Regions from separate parts of the Homo sapiens genome. Here regions 2 and 3 are each linked to region 1. A link is a loop called in an ENCODE intact Hi-C map of the cell type or tissue named here. Cell type or tissue: HCT116. All regions are shown on one strand. Region 1 has its middle 51 kb from the start of FOXK1. Region 2 overlaps SDK1 (sidekick cell adhesion molecule 1). Region 3 overlaps LOC124901579 (a long non-coding RNA gene).

The links. A loop is a pair of places that touch in the nucleus more often than their neighbours do. Peaks named below come from ENCODE experiments on the same cell type or tissue, not always from the same donor. Only the 100,000 strongest peaks of a DNase experiment are listed, where the experiment ranks them.
Region 2: a loop joins it to region 1, with 11 times the contacts of the local background. A loop is called at or near these places in 8 of 110 quality-filtered maps.
Region 3: a loop joins it to region 1, with 17 times the contacts of the local background. A loop is called at or near these places in 2 of 110 quality-filtered maps.

Annotation. Positions count from the first base shown.
Region 1 is chr7:4,627,708-4,635,707 of GRCh38, forward strand. No RefSeq gene overlaps it. Among named protein-coding and RNA genes, the nearest start is that of FOXK1, 51 kb to the right of the region's middle. RefSeq lists an enhancer at 3,048-4,026 and a silencer at 3,931-4,225. In HCT116, a CTCF peak has its summit at 4,105 (motif pointing left); DNase peaks (open chromatin) are centred at 4,074 and 5,504; H3K4me3 peaks cover 1,031 bases; H3K27ac peaks cover 2,371 bases.
Region 2 is chr7:3,919,283-3,927,282 of GRCh38, forward strand. The region is part of intron 5 of SDK1 (sidekick cell adhesion molecule 1); the gene reads left to right. Among named protein-coding and RNA genes, the nearest start is that of SDK1-AS1, 570 kb to the left of the region's middle. In HCT116, a CTCF peak has its summit at 3,194; a DNase peak (open chromatin) is centred at 3,139; H3K27me3 peaks cover 606 bases.
Region 3 is chr7:4,475,616-4,483,615 of GRCh38, forward strand. It overlaps LOC124901579 (a long non-coding RNA gene), which reads left to right. Exons shown (of 2, transcript XR_007060198.1): 2 at 545-827. Among named protein-coding and RNA genes, the nearest start is that of FOXK1, 200 kb to the right of the region's middle. In HCT116, CTCF peaks have their summits at 3,991 (motif pointing left) and 4,190; a DNase peak (open chromatin) is centred at 3,956; H3K27me3 peaks cover 299 bases.

The DNA of each region.
Region 1 (8,000 bases):
AGAGCTGGTTTGTCTTTTGTGATGGGAAATTACCACCACCGCGTGCATTTCTGCGGGTCCCAGACGACCAACCACCTCCCATGAAGATGAAGAAGAGTCCAGCCAGGACGAAAGATCTTAGTGGTGTCCTCCACTGTCCTTCCCAAATCCAAGATCCTTCCAGTCTGCAAGCGTCCTTTGGACACTGTCACCCAAAAGTCCGCCATCTTTGCAAAGCCAGTCTGTCTACCCCAGAGCCCATCCTCTTAGGCTGAAGGCAGTTTGGTTTTAAGGGAGGCACAGGGTCTATGCAGCCAGTGACACCTGAGTTCCCATCGCCAACCATGCTGTCCAGGTGTGTGCATTAAGACAAGTGACTCCACCTCTCTTTCGGCCTCAGTTTCTTTTTTTTTTTTTTGAGACGGAGTCTCGCTCTGTCACCCAGGCTGGAGTGCAGTGGTGCGCGGTCTCTGCTTACTGCAAGCCCTGCCTCCTGGGTTCACGCCATTCTCCTGCCTCAGCCTCCCGAGTAGCTGGGACTACAGGTGCCTGCCACCACGCCCGGCTAATTTTTTTTTGTATGTTTTTTTTCAGTAGATATGGGGTTTCACCGTGTTAGCCAGGATGGTCTCGATCTCCTGACCTCGTGATCCACCTGCCTCGGCCTCCCAAAATGCTAGGATTACAGGCGTGAGCCACCGCGCCCGGCCTCAGTTTCTTTATCTGTAAAAGAGGTAGGTTCTACCTACCTCTTGGAGTTTGTGGGGCTTAAATAAGGACATGCTGTATACATCGAGCGTTTGGATTGACCAACACAAAAACAAATCACTAGTGAACATCTCTCAAGTGCCAAGTACTCTACAGGGTGTGGGCGTACAAGAGACACAACCCCGGCCTTCACAGCAGCGTTTACTATCCAGGGCAGAGATGGATGCTAAATGAACAGACATTTACAACGGGCAAACAGGGCCAGAAGCAGTGGCTCACACCTGTAATCCTAGCACTTTAGGAGACCAAGGCAGGTGGATTACTTGAGGCCACGAGTTCAAGACCAGCCTGAGCAACATGGTGAACCCTGTCTCTACTAAAAATAGAAAAATTAGCCAGGTGTGGTGATGCGCACCTGTAATCTCAGCTACTTTGGAGGCTGAGGCATGAGAATCACTTGAACCTGGAAAGTGGAGGTTGCAGTGAGCTGAGATCGTGCCACTGCACTCCAGCCTGGGTGACAGAGCAAGACCCTGTCTCAAAACTAAACTAAAATAAATCGGCTAATAGGCTGGGTGCAGTGGCTTACACTTGTAATCCCAGCACTTTGGGAGACTAAGGGGGGAGGATCACTTGAGCCCAGGAGTTGGAGACCAGCCTGGGCAACACAGTGAGACCCTGTCTCTATTATATAATATATATTATATATTACATATTATATAATATATAATTTTTAATGGGTAAATAAGCCAAAGAATATATAATAACAATCTGAGGAAGAGACCTCGGGGAAAAGGAGGGTGAGAAGATGCCTTTCTGTGGTGAGAAAAAAAAATCATCCCTGGAATCTGATAAATGGCGATCCATTTCCACACCACCAGGTCAGGGTGCTCAAGTCTGCTGGCTTTGAATGGGCATCTGTCTTTCACAATTCCAAGCCGATTTTCACTGGTACATCAGCAAGCTGCTGCTGCTGCCAGGGTCCCCTTCACAGGGCCACCTCCCAGCCAGCCCGTTCCTTCCCCTCAACCCCCCTCCTTTCCCCTCAACCCCCCTCCCTGGGCCAGCGCCAACCAGGTTCTTACCCCTGATCATATGCTTCTACACCCATCAACAGTGAATGAAACTCTGAGGACCCAAGTCTTCCACCCCCACCTGGGCATGGGTTTTGAAGTGTGGGCCATTCAAGGCCCTCTGTGATCTGTTCCAGATGTCTGTCACATCCAACATTTGCTAGAGATTTATTATGTGCTATGCTGAGTCTTTTGCAGGCATTTGCTCATTCAATACTCACCCCCACTCAGGTGATTCATCCCCCTTGATGATTTTGGGGAGCTCAGTCAGGCTCCGAGAGGAGAAGGAGCCCCCACCAGGTCACATGGGTAGGTCTCATGGGATTTGAACCCAGGCTCCAATGCACCCAGGGAAGAAAACCTCGCCCATCCCATCCATCTGTCGAGTTTGGTGTGCGGCCTGCACCTAAAACGCCTGCCTCTTCCTGAAGCCCCCATTTGTCTTGAGAAATAGAAAGAGAGAGAGAGAGAAAAAAAAACAATAATTGAATGAGCAATTCAAAACAGTATTTTAATGCTAAACGTGCTTATATCACGGAGTAGAATGCAAACTATGTAGGAGCATATTTAAGACAAAGCTGACAGTTTCAGGGAGAAGTGGGCCCTGGAGCCCTTCAATCTGAGTCTCAGGATACCGGGTGGGTGCAGAGAGGAGGCCTGGCCTCTCCCCTCCTGACTCCTGCTCTGCCATCAGCCTTGCCCACCCACTCCTCAGTCTCTTTGTCCACACTGTACTCCCCTCAGCCCCCACCCTACTGTGTACGAGACCCCCACTCTTCCCCAGGAACCCCCTTCTTTCCTCTGAACTCCCCGACTCTCTCCTCCACCCCTAGCATGTGTTGGCCATTTAATAAACCACGGTGCGCTGTACGTTTCCTTTTCATGGGCACTTTTCAATGTCTCCAATAAAAGCAGCATCTCCTGGTGGCTAAGAGGTGGCCATTGCTTCTCCAAATGGCCCAGAGCCACATCTTGCCCATGGTACACGCTCTCGGGGACCACAAGCTGAGAGCTTCAAGGGCAGGTATTTCCCTGTAATTTGGGGCCATCCCTACCAAAAAGCTATAGCACCCTTGGAGTAACACCATGTTCCATGAATTCCAGCTTTTTTTGGGTTTTTTTGTTTGTTGTTTGAGATGGAGTCTCACTCTGTTGCCCAGGCTACAGTGCAGCGGCACGATCTCGGCTCACTGCAACCTCCGCCTCCTGGGTTCAAGCGATTCTCCTGCCTCAGCCTCCCGAGTAGCTGGGATTACAGGCATGTGCCACCATGCCTGGCTAATTTTTGCATTTTTAGTAGAGATGGGGTTTTGCCATGTTGGTCAGGCTGGTCTCGAACTCCTGACCTCGGGCGATCCGCCCATCTCGGCCTCTCAAAGTGCTAGGATTACAGGCATGAGTCACTGCACCCAGCCTATAAATTCCAGCTTTGACTGCCTAAGCCTAGTTCATTACCAGCAAGAAGGGGAAACTATCAAGAACTTTTTTTTTTTTTTTTTTGAGACAAGGTCTCACTCTGTTACCTAGGCTGGAGTACAATAGTGCAATCATAGCTCACTGCAGCCCGGACCTCCAGGGCTCAAGCCATCCTCCTGCTTCAGCCTCCCGAGTAGCTGGGAATACAGGTGCACACCGCCACACCCAGCTAATTTTTTGTATTTTTGGTAAAGACAGGGTCTCGCCACGTTACCCAGGATGGTCTCAAACTCCCAGGCTCAAGCGATCCTCCCGCCTCAACCTCCCAAAGTGTTGGGATGACAGGCATGAGCCACCCGCCCGGCCCAAGAACTCTGTGTTTTGTGCAAACATGCATAGCTGTGTTTTCGCTTTAAAGCCACTAAACATGCTTCCTGCCCAGTGCCTGCTGCTGCACCCTAGGATCTCGCCTCCAGACGAGGTCAAAGCCTTTCTTAGGGCTGTTCTCAGCTCCCCCAGGTAGCACGTCTGCATAGTTCACGGGCATTGCTTTAGGGTGATGCTTAATTGCTATTTGTTTCCTTTGCATGGAATCTGCGTCTCTAGCACTCAGCAGGCTGCCTGTCACACAGTAGGTGATCAATAAACGTGGGTAGGATAATTAAAGGAATGCTCTCCCACTCCAGCTGACACGTGCCAGCCTCCCAACCATGTCCCACGTTGTGCTGTTGAGAGCTGCTCAGGGCGGCGCTGCTCTAACTGGTGCTTTGGATGTATTCTAAGAGCTACAGCTCAGACCAGGAGCCCCGGAGAACAACAGGCCAGTTCAGAAGATTACAGCAGGACTGATGGCGTGAAGTCGGGGAGAAGCTGCTGCGGGTTTTCTGTTCAATTCCCATCCTGCACTGCCATCTCCAGGACACAGGAGTCCTCGCCAGGATGATCAAAGCGGCAGCCAACTCAGCGGGAAAACGTGCAACATCACCCTCGTGACCAGGGCTTTTGATCCGGGAAGGTCGGAGCAGATTGGGAACATTTGCTCATCATTCCTCTCCCTTTGCTGTGCAGCGGTGAGAAAATGGGGAAAGGCAGTTGTTCAAAGAACATCTCCTACGCTATTAGCTGGTGAGACCAGAGGACCAAGACAGGGAGTGCCCCGGCCCAGCGCTCACACCCCATGGCAATGTTCCTAGCCGGCTACAGGGATCTTGCACAATACGGATTCCAAGGCAGTAGCCTGGGGTGGGGCCTGAGAGCAGGCACTTCTAGCAAATCCCAGATGCAGCTCATGGTGCAGGTCTGAGCCATGGTCAATCCGTGAGGGGCAAAATGTGGTGCGAGGGCCAGCAGCAGCAGCGCCTGGATGATTTTTTTTTTTTCTTTTTGAGACAGAGTCTCACTCACTCTGTCACCCAGGCTGGAGTGCGGTGTCGCGATCTCTGCTCACTGCAACCTCAGCCTCCCGGGTTCAAGCGATTCTCCTGCCTCAGCCTCCCGAGTAGCTGGGATTACAGGTGCCCGCCCACCACCATGCCCAGCTAATTTTGTATTTTTAGTAGAGAGGGGGTTTCAGCATGCTGGTCAGGCTGGTCTCCAACTCCTGACCTCTGGTGATCCGCCTGCCTTGACAAATGTATCTAAGTGTCCTTTGGCGTGCAGATTATTTTGTCACCACGAGGACACTTTAAAGATACATTGGTGGTGCAACGTTCCTGGAGCTGGTAGGAAGACATTCATTTCTTTCTTTATTTGAGTCACGGACACCAGACCCCTGTGACATGCAATTTACCTGCATAATAAACCTGCACATGTACCCTTGAACCTAAAATAGAAGTTTTAAAAAGCATAAAAAATAATAATAATAAAATATATTTTTCGACTGTGTAAAAAAAAAAAGTGTCTTTTTGTGGGGGGAAGGTGGCAGGACAGGGTCTCACTCTGTCACCCAGGCTGGAGTGCAATGGCATGATTTGGGCTCACTGTAACCTCCGCCTCCCAGGTTCAAGCAATTCTGCTGCCTCGGCCTCCCGAGCAGCTGGGATTACAGGCGCACACCACCACGCCCGGCTAATTTTTGTATTTTTAGTAGAGATGGGGTTCCACCATGTTGGCCAGGCTGGTCTCAGACTCCTGACCTCAAGAGATCCTCTCACCTCGACCTCCCAAAGTGCTGGGATTACAAGTGTGAGCCACCATGCCAGGCCAACACCTGGAAGATTTTTGTTCCACAAAATGTAAAATGCCTCATCCAGGCAGCATCGCCATCAGCTGGAGGCTTGTTAAAAATACACAGTCTCAGGCCCCATGTAGACCTGCTGAGTCACAGCCTTGGTGATTCATAAACACAAGCAAGTTTGAGGCCAGGTGTGGGGATAATCCCATGCCTTTGTCTCAGCACTTTGGGAGGCCAAGGCAGGAGGATCACTTGAGGCCAGGGGTTTGAGACCAGCTTGGAGATGCGAGACCCCATCTCTACAAAAAACTTAAAAATCTAGTTCTTCAATGTAAATAAAGTTTTGGAAAAAAGAAAATTTTAAAAAATGAAAATTAAAAAATTAATTTAATTTATTTTAATTTAAAAATTAGCTGGGTGTGGTGGCACACACCTGTAGTCCCAGCTACTAGAAGGCTGAGACAGGAGGATCGCTTGAACCCAGGAGTTGGAGGCTGCAGTGAGCTATGATCGCGCCACTGCACTCCAGCCTGGGCTACAGAGCAAGGCTCTGTCTCAAAAAATAAAAGGAACAAAACCAACCAGTGACATTTCTGTATGCCTCCCACCTCTGTCCCCGCCCACCTCCCCTACCCAGGAACGACTGTTACCAGTTTCCCCAGCATCCTACAGGAATGTCCACGCTCATGCAGACACATGTGTATGCCATCGTTCTCATAAATGCTCATGGAAAACAGGACAGTCTTGTCCCCGGTTTCCTTCCCAGGCAGATTCTAACCCCTGAGTCACGGACTTTGCAGCTAGCTTCTGAGCTTCTGCCCAATCTCAGATGCTCTGGACTCCACCTTCATTTTATGAACCCAGAATCAGCCGCCGAGGCTCTCCAAGAAGCCATGAGTTGCAGGGACCACACCTTGGCTTTCCAGGACACTCACCTGTCCTATTTCAAAGTGAGTCAGGATCCTTTTGTTTTTGTTTTTGTTTTTGGTGACAGAGTCTTGCTCTGTCACCCAGGCTGGAGTGCAATGGCGCAATCTCAGCTCACTGCAACCTCCGTCTCCCGGGTTTAAGCAATTCTCCTGCCTCAGTCTCCCCAGTAGTTGGAATTACTGGCATGTGCCACCAAGCCTGGCTAATTTTTATATTTTTAGTACAGACGGGGTTTCTCCATAGTGGCCAGGCTGGTCTCGAACTCCTGACCTCAAGTGATCCACCCACCTTGGCCTCCCAAAGTGCTGGGATTACAAGCATGAGCAACCCCACCCAGCCTGTGAGTCAGGAGCTTTCTTAACAAGCTAAAGCACCTCCGTTTCCTCAAGAGGATTTCTTGCGTCTTTCAGATCTCAAAGGGAGAAAATCATGCCAAAAGATTTTGCATACTTCTTAGTTTATTCTTGGGTATTTTCATTTTAGCATCTATCATAAGAGGGACTTTTTCTAAAGAGCTGTTATTTGTATATTGGAATTCTATTTTTTTTTTTTTTTTTTGAGATGGAGTTTCACTCTTGTTGCCCAGGCTGGAGTGCAATGGCGCAATCTTGGCTCACCACAACCTCTGCCTCCCAGGTTCAAGCAATTCTCCTGCCTCAGCCTCCCATGTAGCTAGGATTACAGGCGTGCGCTACCATGCCCAGCTAATTTTGTATTTTTAGTAGAGACGGGTTTTCTCCATGTTGGTTAGGCTGGTCTCGAACTCCCGACCTCAGGTGATCTGCCTGCCTCAGCCTCCCAAAGTGCTGGGATTACAGGCATGAGCCACCGCACCCGGTGGAATTCTATTGTTTTTTTAAAAAATATTCACTGTGTACCCAGTCATCTTATTGAATTTTCTTTTTGTTGTTGTTTTTGGTTTGTTTTGTTTTGAGACGGAGTTTCACTCTTGTTGCCCAGGCTGGAGTGCAATGGTGCGATCTCAGCTCATCGCAACCTCTGCCTCCCAGGTTCAAGCGATTCTTCTGCCTCAGCCTCCCGAGGAGCTGGGATTACAGGCATGCGCTACCACGCCCGGCTACTTTTGTATTTTTAGTAGAGACAGGGTTTCTCCATGTTGGTCAGGCTGGTCTTGAACCCCCAAATTCAGGTGATCCACCCACCTCGGCCTCCGAAAGTGCTGAGATTACAGGCGTGAACCACCACACCCAGACCAAATTTTCTTATTGTTCATGGCAGTTTTCTAGTCAATTGCTGGATTTCTAGGCATAGGTCATGTTATACACAAAAAGTTTTTGATCAGTTCTTTATTTCGGCTCTTCCGAAACTATCTGTGGTGAAGGATCATGTTTTGGTTTTCTAAAATAGGTGACAGCCAGGCATGGTGGCTCACGCCTGTAATCCCAGCACTTTGGGAGGCTGAGGCGGGTGGATCACCTGAGGTCAGGAGTTCAAGACCACCTGACCAACATGGAGAAACCCCGTCTCTACAAAAATACAAAAATTAGCTGGGCACGATGGTGGGTGCCTGTAATCCCAGCTACTCAGGAGGCTGAGGTGGGAGAATCGCTTGAACCCGGGAGGTGGAGGTTGCAGTCAGCCGAGATCGTGCCATTGCACTCCAGCCTGGGCAAAGGAGTGAGACTCCATCCCAAAAATAAAATAGGTGAGAAGTTCATGAAACCCACTTTTGGCTGTCTAATTTCTTTTTTTTTATTTTT
Region 2 (8,000 bases), 710 kb before region 1:
AAGATCTGGGGTGCATGGCCGGCCTTGCAGCCCGTGTGGGTGTCCCAGTCTTGCTCTTGCTCTTTAAGTCAGGTGTTTGCCTCTGCTGCTGCCATGGGAACCATCTACTGCTGCAGGTCAGGCATCAGAAAAGTTGTGTGTCCTGCCCTACACCCGTCAAGTGACGACAGATGACAATTGGAGGGGAAGGAGAGGAGGTCAGAGGAACTGGAGTTGCACTCGTACCCTCCCTGGTGAACTGAAAGAGCACCCTCCCTGGTGAACTGAAAGATAGACAATATCCATAATGTCGAGGCATTGACCAAAATCTTACCACGTGTTTTGTGCTCCATAGAATCTATTTCAATGGAGCACCGGCTCTTAGAGCGCTTAAAGATTCTGCTTTATTAACTGACTCCATGTTGCTCTACTGGGCCCTGTGGAGTAGTTAACAGCTGTTAGCTTGAAAGAACGTATGGTTTTGTTGGGAACTGTAAGGTGTAATTAATTCATTAGGACCTGCTACATGTCAGAGGCTGCGTGAGACACCGGGCTGCACTCATACCTCACGTCTCAGACACAGACTTGGACCTCAGGGAGGTCACATCCCTCTGAGGAAGAGACCAGCAAAACACCAATCAGATGTGACCAGTGGCACTGGCCACTAGAGTAAGCACCTGGGCTCTGGGGTCACAGCAGAGGGGGCACCACCAGCTCTGGGAAGGCTTTAGGGAGTGGATGGCAATTAGAACTTTCAGGATGAAAGGATGTGGTTCAGAGGACTGGGGGAGAGGGCAGCACAGACAGACGAAGCCACGTGCAGGGGCACTGAGACAGCTCAGGAATGGCGGTGAGTTCACCCCCACCGGGTCGTGTCCGGGAAAATGATGGAGAGCAGCACTGAGGATCAGCAGGGGAAGATCACGCTGTGCATCCTGAGTCTTCTGGGCTTCATGCTGTGGGTCGGGGTGATTCGTTGAAAGATCTTAGCCTAGGGGTGTTTTAGGAAGATGGCACAGGCTGCAGCATGTAGACCAATCTGAAGGAAAGATTTGCAGTCTTGCAGGTGAGATGTCATTAGGCCTTGGACTGAGACAGGAGTGGTAAGAGGGGAACATACTTGGGAGTCTGGGGGGAAGGTCAAGGTCAAGGTCAGCGGGATTTATGACATGGTCATCTACGGGGAGAAAGAGCCAGGGAGTAGCTTCTAAGACTGTGTTTCTAGCTGGAGTGACTAGAGGAGTGAGGGTGATCTTTTCAGAGCTCAGGAGTATGTAAGGAACAGATTAAGGTGGGAGGGCAGGAAAAAAGACAAAACAGAAGTTCTGCTTGGATTCGTTGCATTCTAGCTGCCAAGATGGAACTATCCGGAGGCAAGGCGGCACTTAAACTGCAAGCTGGGGCTGCAGGTGGAGATTCGGGAGTGACTGTTTTAGGATTAATTTCTAATGGCCTCAGATAAGATGACCCAGGGTAAAGGGAGACTATGCAGAGGGGGAGCAGTGAGAGTGAAGAGGAGGATAAATAACAATAGATGGCATTGCATGGGACATAAAGTGACTGCTCGGAGGTTATTTACGGGAAGATGGATCTCGCAATTGAGTGCTGAAGAAGGCGTTTGGTAACAACTGGAGCCCCTTCTCTGTGCCAGGAGCGGGCACTGAGGGGCACAAGTGATTAAATACCACCCCTGCCCTCAAATGAAAGCCAACATAGAAACAGATAAACTATAGATCAAGTTTGCAATTCCTAGAGTTGAGATATAAACTAGGTACTATGGGAACACAGAGCTCATTTTTCTTTTTTATTAGATGAGCAATAAGTGTTAAATGTAGAAAAATTAGAAAATACAGAGAAACAGAAAGGACATATATGTAACTCATAATTCTACAACCCAGACATGTGGCTATGAACATTTTCATTCATGTCTCATACAAATAAAAAATACATTTTTTAGCAAAATGAGATCATACAGCACACACTGTTTTGTAAACATTTTTACTTCATATTTTATTATTTCTGTAGTATTAACTATGTTATCATTTTCAATAACTGCCTAGTTTCTTTTTTTAGCAAATGTATCATAATTTATTAACCTGTCTCCATCATTGGACATTTAGATTGGTTCCTGGCTTTCACCACATTAGACGGAATGGCAAATATTCTTGTAGCTACATATATGCAAACATCAACATTATTTCTTTACAATAAATTCCCAGAAGTGGAATTGTTGTGTTACACGATGTTCTAGTTAAGCTCTTTAGCTATAAGAACTAGACCTCTCTTCTCTATAGACTTGCTAGCTCCAGCTTAAAAGTAGAGGGAGGGGATTTTTATGAACAAAAGGAAATGAGGGAATCTAAAGGCGCCAAGAAGCTGATTCCTGCAGGCCTGTTGAGAGACTAGAAATTAAAACTCCCCGGGCCAGGCACGGTGGCTCATGCCTGTAATCCCAGCACTTTGGGAGGCCGAGGCAGGAGGATCACTTGAGCCCAGGAGCTCAAGAGCAGCCTGGGCAATATTACCAGACCCCATCTCTATAAAAATAAAAAAAATCAGGTGGACATGGTGGTGCGTGCCTGTGGTCCCAGCTTCTTGGGAGGCTGAGGTGGGAGGATCACCTGAGCCCAGGAGGTCAAGGCTGTGGTGAACCGAGATCACACCAGTGCACTCCAGCCTGGGCAACAGAGTTAGGCCCTGTCTCCAAAATAAGTAAATAAGCAATGAAGCTCCCTGGATTCCAGCCCCTGTTACTCAGGAGCCGCAGGGCCTCTCACCCATGCTCCTCTGTGCCTCTCTGCCACCCTTCTCTTCTTTACCAGCCTGGTTTGCTTACTTCTTTTGCCATAAGACTCAATTTTATGTCATGGCCCCTCAGCTTCAGTGGCTGACGGTAGTCTCTGCCTTTTAGTTAAGACGCCGGAGAAGGTGAGTCTGATTGGCAGATTCCCACCAGTCCTGAGTTCTGGCCAGCTAAGCTCGGGCAGCCATGGATCTGGGGGCTGGGAGCAGGATTCAGTCGGGATGTGCTGGAGCCCACTTACCCCAGCTAGTGAGAGCTGACCCTGGGCACCTCCTCCCAGCTCCAAGTTCACTGACGTCATATTGGGAGCTTGAAATCGGCTGTGCCGGATTTACTTACAGCAAGAAAACCAGTAAGTGCTGAGTCAGGGCTGGTCGTGAGATGTTCCTCCGAATACCACTGGGTGTCACATGGAACAAAACTCTCTGACTCCTTGAGAAATGAGTATGGCCAGTGACTGACATCTTTAGAATATTTCTGAAACAATGTAATCTCATTAACATTCCGTAGATGTTACTTCATTCTGTTATTGTGTTTAATGTCCCAGAGAAGAAATCTAGTTTTGGGATTTTCATTTCTTTTCTTTAGATTGATATGTTGTTTTATCTGTCTGCACTCTTGTCAGTTTGATTTGCTTACAAAGCGTGCACGTTTTACTGGGCTGCAACTGTGGTGGGGCGCTCCCTTTGCTGGTTCTCAGTAAGTCCATTTTATTTGAAGATGCAAATCTTTTTCCAAGTCGGGGAAGTTTTTCCACGTTGTTAATTTGATTAATGTGTTTCTTTCACTTACAGTGTATTCACCTTCTGGAATTCCTACTGTGCTTATATTTGATCTTTTGGGTCAATCTTCCATTTTGCTTATCTTTTCCTCATCATAGCTAACTTAATCTATTTTCTTTGAATTCTGGAGAAAACTCTTGATTCCAGCCAGGTTCACTGATTTGATTGTATGCACTATCCAGTCTGTTCTTTCGAGCTTCTGTTGCATTGTTAATTTTGGCAATTGTATTCTCATCTGAAAGTAGTCTTTTCTGATCTCAGATGATTCCATTTTCATATTTACAGTGTGTTATTGACTCCTCTCAATGAGTTATTTGATTCAGATTCTCTGGTTGATCTCAAGCAGTGTAATTCAGAAATTTCTTAAATGTTCTGTTTCATAAGGGTGATATTTCTTTATGTTCTTTAAATTGATCCCATTATTATGGACTTTTTTTTTTATTATGAGCTTTATTATCAGGGCTACTTCACTTTTATTTTGCCACATTAATGAATGTGCAGGCTGTATTGAGAGCCTACAGTTCACTGCAATTGAATGAAGGGAGGTTTGTTACGGGGCTAAAGGAATTCCTTTCCCTGTTTGTTTTAATAATCGAGAAGTTGCCCGGGCTCTACTCTTCTCTCACCAGCACTTAGTGTGCTCAAGAGGTTCTCTCAATGGAGCCCGGGACTGGCAGTGTGGGCATCCCCTGAGTACCTGCCAGAAATGCCCGGTCCAGAGGCACCAGCTCAGAAACTCTGGTATGGGGCCTGGGAATGTGTGTCTTCACAAGTCCTCCAGGTTGGTGCCATCAAAGTTTGGGAAGTGCCTATTTGCTCACCACTGGGCTTCCAGCCACAGCAAGGGTGAGCCAGGTCCAAGTTCACGTTTAGTCCCCTCATGGCAACATCTGTGCACTTTCACGAGGCATTTGCAGATTTGCCCAGCCTGTACCTCAGCCCTCAAGCTGCTCCTACCCGGAATTCTGACCTCTGTGGAGTTTGCAGGGTTCCTCAGGGGTTCCTTTCACTTCGTGTCCAGGTGGACTTGTCTTTTGCGGGTGGGGAATTTCAGGTTGGGCAGCCTCTCCCTTAGACAGGGCTTGCTCATGCTGTCCTGCAGGAGCTCCAGTGTGGGTGGTCGTGATTTTGATTCTCAGCAGAAATGCAGACTATTTCCCTACTATTTTTTCTTTGGATATTTCTATAGAGATTTAGGAAGAGGTGCAGAATGGGAGGCTCAAATCACCTGGAGGCAGAAATTCCTCTTTTTTTTTTTTTGGATGACCTAAGGGAGATTTACAGAGTAAAGGGGACGCTGTTGTAACCATCCAGGTGGGGATGAGGAGGGTCTGGCATTGGGGATGGGGAAAAGGTGGACTCCTGAGTATTTCTGAGATCCAGTGGATCAGCCTGAGGAGCAGTTGCGTGGAAGGAGAGGATGAGTTAGGATGGCTCAGTTCATTCAGTTACAGTGAACTGTAGGCTCTCATTTTCTAGCGCAGCTGCCCTGATGACTTCTTGGAAGACATCAAATTGTGTTTGACTTGGGCAGAAGGATGGCACTGGATGAGTGAATGGATGGGGTGGCCATTCCCAACCACAGCTGAGCACGTCGTGGTGACGGGGTGTGATCTCCCCCACCCCTGCTGCACCCAGAGCTGTCCTGGTCACATGCACATTCACTGTCAGACGACAAACAGGGAGAATGACCGATGCTGCCAGGAATTCTGTTTGGGTCTCGTACGTTATCATCTGTTACCAGTGACAGTAGTGTTTGGGACATTTCGCCAGCTTCCCGGAGAAACAGCCCTTTTTCCTCGGCCTCCCGGCACCTGCAGTCCGTCCGTAGCTTTCCCACAACCCATCCCTCAGAGAGTTCTGGCATGCTAATTTTCAGGTTTACCAAGTGGCATGAAAGATACTAATGAATTTCTTTACCCGTCGCCCTCCTCCTAGCTGTCATAGCTCTTCCCACTTGAAGTGTTTGTTTTCCTTGTTCCTGTGTGTGTGTGACAGAGGTGAGGGGTCTGCTGCCTTCATGGTGGACGACTCACTTGTCTGGTGCTTCAAGCCTGGGGTCTGCCTTCCTAATAATGGCCACTGTCATTTTCCCCCAGCTGGAGGCCTGAGGACATCAGCTTAAGCCTCTCCAGGGCTCTGGGACCTGCAAGGTCCAGACTCTTAATGTGATTCTTGACAACTGATTTGTCAGCTCATTTTCCCCTTTTCTCAATGTCCTGTTGTAGCTCAGTCTGTCTGCTTGTCCTCAGCGTGTAATAAAACAACCCCAGACACCCCACTCCAGGAACCAGGGCCCCAGAGCTGTCCCACAGCCTAGTTTAGGACTGAAGCCCCAGATGGCACCCCCTGCCATTGGGAACTCTAAGGAGACTGAACAGGAAGAAACACAGAGCACATCTTCCAGGAAGAACCTTTGATAAGCTGAGAACTCTTTGCCCTTTATTTAAAAAGTAAAAAGAAGCGAGGAGGAGAAGCTGCGTAGAAGCCCTGCCCTCTGAGTTTGCTTAGAAAAAGCACATTCAAGTTTGCATTTAGGAATCGCAGTCAGTGACGCATGCTTGGGTTCCCTGCTCAAGCTGTTAGGGCAAAAGCGACGGCGTTTCTACCCTCATCAGGAGAGACTGCCTCTATGAATCTCTCGTCGCCAAACTAAGCAGTTTTAATCCAGATACAGAGTGGAGACAGATGAACGCATGCAGGATGCTTCTCCAGAGACGGCGTGTTCTCGCTGTTGTCAGCCATCCAGACAGGGTGCTCAGAGGGCAGCCTTGGGGCACCCTGCAGTGGGCAGGCAGCATGAGGCACACGGATCCTTCCTTCTCTTTTCAGCTGAAGAAATGCTAAAGAGAAGTTTGTAAAATTCAGAGCCTCATCTCAGAGGGAAAGATGAGTTAATGATCTGCTGCAGAAGGACTTGGCAGGTGCGTGCTCCAGCCGGCTGAGAAGACACCCACGCAGCCCTCCCACCATGCTGAAAAACATAGGGTCAGCCATTGGCACTCCCCCTTTTCCCATTGATGAAACGGAAATTATCTTTTGGAATTGTGCTGTTAACAATACTCTGTATTGCCACAAGTAGGTTTTTGCAATATGTTGAACAAACGTGTTATCCCTTTTCAGGTCCTAAAGTAAAGAGGGTCTCAGGAGGGTGTAAGGGCAGCACGTGAGAGTGTGGCCTGTGAGGAGGATGTTGAGTGACTTCAGGGAAATCAGTGTCACCTATGCAGAGTCACAAGCTGGCTTTCCTAGTCTTCCAGCACCTGGATAAATCCCTTTTTGTGCAACAAGCACTGATGGAGTCTACAGAAGCATGCATTCCCGTGGGAAGGGCATGGCTTTGGTGCTGAGCCTCTAGATGGTACAGACAGGCATCAGGGACCCTTTGGCCACTCATTTAAACCCTCAGCCAGAAGGAATGAAATCACTGGGGCTGTCATGAGCAATGAAAATGACAATCTGCACTTTATAGACACTTAGCATAGTGTCTGGCATACAGTAGGCACCCAACATACCTTGAGTCTGTTATGTTTTGTCTATCAGCTGTTACATTTGTTTCTATTGTCTTTTCTCCAGTTTTCTCTGGGATTGGTTAGAGTGAAACGTCATGAAATTGTTTTTATTTTATTTTAAAGACAGGATCTCGCTCTTTCACCCAGTCTGGAGTGCAGTGGTGTGATCTCGGCCCACTGCAGCCCTGACTTCTTTGGGCGCAGGTGATCCTTCTGCCTCAGGCTCCCCAGGCTGGTCTCGAACTCCTGGGCTCAAGCTGTCTGCCCACCTTGGCCTTCTACAGTGCTGGGATTGCAGGTGTGAGCCACCGTGAGGTCCTGTTTTGATTTTAGACTCATCCCTTAAAGCCCAGGCTGTCACATACCAGCCACCACTTTCTACGACTCCGTAAGGCACGGTGGTTCAGAACACAGGCTGTGGCATCTGCAGACCTGGCTTTGTGTTCAGGCTCAACCACTTAGCAACTGTGTGACCCAGGCCACATCAGGCTTCTTACCTGTAAAACAGGAACCACAGGCCTTTTGCATTTAGGGGCAAGGGTAGGCAGATGCCACATTTCCAGCAGGACTTATGGGACATGAACTTAATAAAAGTCTGCTCCAGTAGCCTGAGCACCTTTAGGGCTTAACTTGGGGGCCCGTCAATGCCTCCACCGCGCTCTCAGCCACAGAGGAATTCCTGAACTGTCCACCAGTGGGGTTCCGTTATTTCCTGTGATGGGCAGGTAGGGCTGACACTCTGTTCTCCAGTGTAGATTTCATAGTTTGGATTTGGGCGGCCCAGAAATAGCCTGCGAGATCTTACTGAACCAGGTCTGACGTCATCACACTAAATGGAAAAAAGTTAGGAACGTGCTGGTATTCCAGAATTCTTTTCTTAAAAAAGTAACGTTCCAAAGCAACCATATTGCTAATTGAAATAGA
Region 3 (8,000 bases), 150 kb before region 1:
GCTCCAAAGTGAGCGCAAGATTGGTAACTTTACCCTTGACAGGAGTTTTTAAAAAAAAAAAATAATAAATAAATAAATAAATAAATAAATAAACAAACAGTATCATGGCCGGGCACGGTAGCTCACGCCTGTAATCCCAGCACTTTAGGAGGCCAAGGTAGGTGGATCACCTGAGGTCAGGAGTTCGGGACCAGCCTGGCCAACATGGAGAAACTCCGTCTCTACTAAAAATACAAAATTAGGTGGGCATGGTGGCGCACACCTGTAGTCTCACCTACTCGGGAGGCTGAGGCAGGAGAATGACTTGAACCCAGAAGGTGGAGGCTGCAGTGAGCCATGATCGCACCACTACACTGCAGCCTGGGTGACAGAGCGAGACTCTGTCACAAAACAACAAACAAACAAACAAAAACAGTACAACTTCCAGTTCTGTTCCTTTCTTCTGACCTTGCTATGCATGACCAAAGTGAAGAGCAACTATGAATGCATGATGTCCAAGTAACACTGAGAAGGTTTCTGGTTTTCGTATGTTTTGTCTCCACAGGTAAAGAAATGCCTGGTGAGGGGACAGCATGTATGTTTGTGTGGAGGGTGATGAATAAAGAAAAGTAAACCATGAGGACCCTCAGAAATTTAAAATAATGGTTCCAACATGGAGCTCAACAGACCAGGTGAAGAATAGATCAATGCACCTGAAAATGAATTATGGCCCCAATAATCAAGCTGCTCAAAAGGCATCTCATGTGAATTTCCTGTGTGAAGGATTGACAGAACAGAGGAGAGAGAGAAAATTAATAGTGAAATAAAACTACCCAGAGATAAATGAAGACACATGTATGTGTGTTGAATGAGTTCACTGGAAGCTGATCACAGTGAGTGAAACAGATAAGCGCTTACAGGCAGCACTGGGAAATTTCACAACAACAGGGGTGAAGAGTAAGTTCCAAAAGATTTCAAAGCAGTCTGGGTGCAGTGGCTCACGCCTGTAATCCCAGCACTTTAGGAGACTGAGGCAGGTAGATCACTTGAGGTCAGGAGTTCAAGACAAGCCTGGCCAACATGGTGAAACCCCGTCTCTACTAAAAATACAAAAAATTAGCCAGGCGTGGTGGCGGGCACCTGTAATCCCAGCTACTCAGGAGGCTGAAGCAGGAGAATCACTTGAACCTGGCAGGCGAAGGTTGCAGTGAGCCGAGATGGCACCATTGCATTCCAGCCTGGGAAACAAGAGTGAAACTCTGTCTCAAAAAAAAAAAAAAAAAAAAAAAAATTCCGAGGGAGAGAGAGGGGAGCAGGGGAAAGAGAGGGAATAGGAGAGAGAGGGGAGAGGGAGGAGAGGCAGAAGAGAGGGAGGAGAGAGGGAGAAGAAAGGAGAAGGAGAGGAGAGAGAGAGAGAAGGAGGGAGAAGAGAGAGAAAGGAAAGAGAGAGAAAAAGAAAGCAACTTCCCGGGTGGGCATGGTGGCTCACGCCTGTAATCTCAGCACTTAGGGAGGCTGAGGTGGGCAGATCACTTGAGGTCAGGAGTTTGAGACCAACCTGGCCAATATGGTGAAACCCCATCTCTACTAAAAATACAAAAATTAGCCGGGCGTGGTGTTGGGCACTTGTAGTCCCAGCTACTTGGGAGGCTGAGACAGGAGAACCCCTTGAACCCAGGAGGCAGAGGTTGCAGTGAGCCAAGATCACACCACTGCACTCCAGCCTGGGCAACAGAGTGAGATTCTGTCGAAAAGAAAAAAGAAAAGACAAGAAGAGAAAAGAAAAGAAATTTCCCTACAAAGAAACAAAAATTAAATTGGGTTCTGCTCCTCACTGGGGACAATGGATGCCGGAAGACAACAGAGCAGTAACCTCAAAAGTTTTGGAGATGAAAATTATTTTGAACTTAGCATTTTAGGCCAGGCGCAGTGGCTCACACCTGTAATCCCAGCACTTTGGGAGGCTGAGGCGGGTGGATCACCTGAGGTCAGGAGTTCAGGACTAGCCTGGCCAACGTGGTGAAACCTCATCTCAACTAAAAATACAAAAAAATTAGCTGGGCGTGGTGGCGGGCACCTGTAATCCCAGCTACTTGGGAGGCTGAGGCAGGAGAATCTCTTGAGCCCAGGAGGCGGAGCTTGCAGTGAGCCGAGATCATGCCACTGCACTCCAGCCTGGGCAACAGAGTGAGACTCCATCTCAAAAAAAAAAAAAAAAAAAGAAAGAAAAAGAAAAAAGAAAAATAGAAATAGATGTATAACTTTTTAATCTGTTAAAGGGTAGTTACTAGAAAAATAGAAACAGATGTATAACTTCTTTAATCTGTTCCTAAACTACTGGAGGAACAATAATAAAATAACCACTCCTCAAAGGACAAGAAATAAAGCATGAAACTATCCGTGGCTAGGTGTGGTGGCATACATCTGTAATCCCAGCTACTCAGGAGGCTGAGGCATGCGAATTGCTTGAATCCAGGAGGTGAAGGTTGCAGTGAGCCAAGATCGAGCTACCGCACTCCATTCTGGGTGACAGAGAGAGACTCTGTCTCAAAAAAAAAAAAAAAAGAAAAAAGAAAGAATATATGTATCAATTAGTGTCATACCAGCTGAGAGTTACAGACAACTTGATTCCCTGTGGCTTACAGAAAGAAGTGACTTGACTTTCTCGTGTTACAGAAAAGTTCAGACACGCCTGGCAGCAGACAAGGCTTGGAGCAGGGGTTTAAACAGTGCTCACAGGACTGAGTCTGTCCTTGTGTGGAGGCTGCCTTCCTCCACACTGCTCTCATCCTCAGGCCCTACACGGAGGCAGGTTACCTCCATCAGCTACTTCTGTCTTCCCAGTTCCAGTCCAGTGGGAAAGGGCCACCCTTCTACTAACAGTTCCACCAAATGCTCATTGTCCCTCATCAGCCTGATGGGCTTATGCGTGCAGGGGGACACAGGCTGTGATTAGCCAAGCCCTGAGCCACCTGCCCATCCTAGAATCAGGAAGGAAGTTGGAGTTGAGAGTGGCTTAAGAAGGAACATAGCAGCCAGGCGTGGTGGCTCACGCCTGTGATCCCAGCACTTTGGGAGGCTGAGGTGGGCAGATCACCTGAGGTCAGGAGTTCGAGACGAGCCTGGCCAGCATTGCAAAACTCTTTCTTTACTAAAAATACAAAAGTTAGCTGGGCATGGTGGCATGTGCATGTAATCCCAGCGAGTCGTGAGGCTGGGCCTGGGAGGCAGAGGTTGCACTGAGCAGAGATTGCACCACTGCACTCCAGCCTGGGCAACAGACCAAGACTCCATCTTAAATAAATAAATAAATAAATAAAAGAATGAGCCTGGCTTTAATTACATTTTAAAATAACTTACAGAGTGTAACTGGATTGTTTGTAACTCAAAGGATAAATGCTTGAGGGGATAGATACCCCATCCCCATGGTGTGTTTATTTCATATTGCATGCCTGTATCAAAATATCTCATGTACCCCATAAATATATACACCTACTATGTACCCACAAAAATTAAGTTAAAATATATATATAATGTATATACACATATATACATGTATATATATATATATATATATATATATATATATATATATGTATATATAAAAGAAAAAAGAAAGAATTAGCCTGACCAAGCACAGTGGCTCACACCTGTAATCCCAGCACTTTGGGAGGCCAAGACAGGAGGAACACTTGAGCCCAGGAGTTCAAGACAAGCCTGAGTAACACGTCAAAACCTTCTCTTTACAAAAAATACAAAAATTAGCTGGCACGCTGACACACACCTGTAGTCCCGGCTACTTGGGACTAAGCAACATTGCCTAGACATCGTCAGATCCCTCTCTGATCCCCTCTCCAGCAGAGGTTCTCTTGCTCTCCTCCCTCCGGTAAGTAGCTCCATCCCATAGCCTCTGAAGTTTGCATGCCATGAGGGACCGCCCCCTCCAGCAAATCTGTCAAGGCTTTGACCAAAGAAAACGTATGCATTCTACTGCCATCTTGTGGTCATGTCTTTTTCTTTGCTCAGCCTCCAAACCCCTCAAACCCTACAATTACCTCCTGTGCTTATTGAGGAATAGAAGGACCAGAGACATGGGGGATACTCCTCAGGCCACAGAGCTAGTCAGGGTGGTGCTAGGACTAGAACTTTACTCCCTTGACTCGGTGGCATTTTACTTTCACCCGCAGGTTTTCGCTGGACTTCCTGGTTTCACTAGACCGGGGGTCAGCAAACAACACCCCATGGGCTGAATCCGGCCCACTGCTCATTTTGTCAATAAAGTTTTATTGGCACACAGCCACACTGGTTTATGTATTGTCTGTGTCAGCTTTCTTGCTACAGCAGCACTGTTGAATAGTTGCAACGGGGACCACAGAGCCAGCAAAACCTGAAATATTTGCACTCTGGCCCTTTACAGAAAAGGTTTGCAGACCCCCGCCCCAGTAGTGGACCCTGCTAGTCCTGAAGGTAGATTCCAGTTTATAGAATCTCAGTGTGACATGATGCGATGGACTGAGATATAGCCAAACACCAACCACTTTGAAATTGTTGAAATAGTTGAAAATCCTTGCTCTCCATTTTTAACTCTGGATTGGCTCTGGGTTACAGACGCATGGGTTTTTAGTGCTGCAATAGATGCTTCCTTAAATCCACTACCTGATGCCCCCCCGTGAGGAGATCGGAAAGGCAAGCCTAGTTGCTCTTATTAGAAAAGAAACAGGCCGGGCGTGGCTGCTCACTCCTGTAATCCCGGCACTTTGGGAGGCCAAGTTGGGCGGATTGCCTGAGGTCAGGAGTTTGAGACCAGCCTGGTCAACATGGTAAAACCCTGTCTCTACTAAAAATAAAAAAAAATTAGCCAGGCGTGGTGGTGGGCACTTGTAATCCCAGCTATTCGGGAGGCTGACGTAGGAGAATCACTTGAATCCGGGAGGTGGAGGTTGCAGTGAGCCAAGATCATGCCACTGCACTCCAGCCTGGAAGACAGAATGAGACTCTGTCTCAAAAAAAAAGAAAAAGAAAAGGAAAAGAAAACAATAGCCAGCCCCAGTGTGTGTTGTTTCCATCTTTGTGTCCATGTATCCTCATCATTCAGGTCCCGCTTGTAAGTAAGAACATGTAGTATTTGATTTTCTGTTCCCACGTTAGTTTGCTAAGGATAACGGCCTCCAACTCCACCCATGTCCCTGCAAAGGACATGATCTCATTCTTTTTTTATGGCTACATAGTATTCTATGTTGTGTATATGTACCACATTTTCCTTATCCGGTCTATTATTAATGGGCATTTAGGTTGATTCCATGTCCTGGCTATTGTGAATAGTGCTGCAGTGAACATATGCGTGACATCATCTAGACTTCATCAGACCCACTCTCTGATCCCCTCTCCACCAGGAGTTCCTTTGCCCTCTCCTTTCTGGGAAGTGGCCCCATCCCATAGCCTCTGAAAGTTGCACACTGTGAAGGAGTTCTGTGTGTCTTTATGGTATGATTTATATTCCTTTGGGTATATACACGAGTTCACTTGTGGATATGGTTTGGCTGTGTCCCCATCCAAATCTCATCTTGAATTGTAGCTCCCATAATTCCCACGTGTTGTGGGAGGGACCCAGTGGGAGATAACTGAATCATGAGGGCGGTTTCTCCCATTCTGTTCTCATGGTAGTGAGTAAGTCTCACAACATATGATGATTTTATAAGGGGTCTCCCCTTTTGCTTGACTCTCTTTCTCTCTTGTCTGCCACCATGTAAGACGTGCCTTTCACCTCCCACCATGATTGTGAGGCCTCCCTAGCTACGTGGAACTGTGAGCCCATTAAACCTCTTTTTCTTTATAAAATACTCATTCTTACATGCACATGTATGTTTATTGCAGCACTATTTACAATAGCAAAGACTTGGAACCAGCCCAAATGTCCATCGATGATAGACTAAAGAAAATGTGGCACATATACACCATGGAATACTATGCAGCCATAAAAAAGAATGAGCTCATATCCTTTGCAGGGACATGGATGAAGCTGGAAACCATCATTCTCAGCAAACTAATGCAGGAACAGAAAACCAAACACGGCTTGTTCTCACTCATAAGTGGGAGTTGAACAATGAGAACACATGGACACAGGGAGGGGAACATCACACACTGGGACCTGTTGGGGGGTGGGGGACAAGAGGAGGGAGAGCGTTAGGACAAATCCCTAATGCATGTGGGGCTTAAAACCTAGATGATAGGCTGATAGGTGCAGCACACCACCATGACACATGTATACTTACGTAACAAACCTGCATGTTCTGCACATGTATCCCAGAACTTAAAGTAAAATAAATAAATAATTGCCCAGTCTCGGGTACATCTTTTTTTTTTTTTTTTTTTTTTTTTCCAGACGGAGTCTCACTTAGTCGCCAGGCTGGAATGCAGTGGCGTGATCTCGGCTCACTGCAACCTCCGCCTCCCGGGTTCAAGCGATTCTCCTGCCTCAGCCTCCCAAGCAGCTGGGACTACAGGTGCCCACCACCATGCCCAGCTAGTTTTTGTATTTTTAGTAGAGATGGGGTTTCACCATGTTAGCCAGGCTGGTCTCGATCTCTTGACCTTGTGATCCACTCGCCTGGGCCTCCCAAAGTGCTGGGATTACAGGCATGAGCCACCGTGCCCGGCCCCCAGTCTTGGGTGTGTCTTTATCAGCAGCATGAAAATGGATGAATACACCTATACAGCAAACCTATACAAGTACCCCTGCACTGAAAATAAAAGGTTTTTTAAAAAAAGAAAAGAAAGGCCTTAGTTCTTAAGCAATGACTAAAATGTGGGGAAACTCAGGTGGAATTCTGCAATGACACTGAAGTATCACGGTTCAATTTTAGACACAAAAAGCCAGGCAGGCAAAGACACCCACCATGAGCCAAGCTTTGCTGGGTTTGGGGAGGGAAGGGGACAATTGCTGTAATCTTGAGACTGAACAGTGCTGGAGGGAGGATTCAGGACAGCTTGGTAAGGGGCTTAAAAGATATTGACATGTACCCCAAATTGTATTTAATGGCATTTTGCTAAGTAATCTGGTTTCTGGTTTTAGATTCGGATTTTAGTTAGAAAGAGCTTATGCTGGGACACTGGACTGGACAGAAGAGCCACTTTCCTGCCTCACAGGGGCACAGTTTCTTTCTAGAATTCTCTTTGCAGAGCGGCTGTCCAAGATTAAATTGAAGCAGATGGGCCAGGCACGGTGCCTCACGCCTGGAATCCCAGCATTTTGGGAGTTTGAGGCAAGAGGATTGCTTGAGTCCAAGGTTCAAGACCAGCTTGGGCAACACAGTGAGATTCCTGTCTCTATTTCCTTTTTTTTTTTTTTTTAAGATGGAGTCTCACTCTGTGCCCCAGGCTGGAGTGCAATGGTGTGATCTTGGCTCACTGCAGCCTCTGCCTCCCAGGTTCAAGCAATTCTCCTGCCTCAGCCTCCCAAGCTGGAATTATAGGCGCCGGCCACCGCACCCAGCTATTTTTTTTTTTTTTTTTTGTATTTTTAGTAGACACGGGGTTTCACCATGTTGGCCAGGCTGGTCTCAAACTCCTGCCTTCAGGTGATCCACCCGCCTCGGCCTCCCAAAGTGCTGAGATTACAGGTGTGAGCCACTGCACCTGGCCTCCCTGTCTCTGTTTCTAAAAGAAATATATATATACTAATAATAAATAAATAAATAAATAAGAGGACAGACTTCTCTCTCCATTGCTTAAAAATCTCCTTATATAGCTGGAAAGTAGCAAATTGTAGGAAAGCAAGAGGAAAAGTCCTAGGGGAAGGAAGCCCAGCAATTCCTAAGACGTGTGATGTGTCCTAACCCCCAGCTGGTTGACTTATGTGCCTGAGGAGTCTGAGGACATGGCTACCTGGATCTCTGGGCATGAGTGCCAGTCCCTGGGACACCTCTCAGAGCCCAGCTGTCTGGAAAGGCCACCTGTGGGCATCTAATCCACAGCCCACCTGAGCCCTCCATGTGCACCACCTTGGACATCCAGCCCCATGC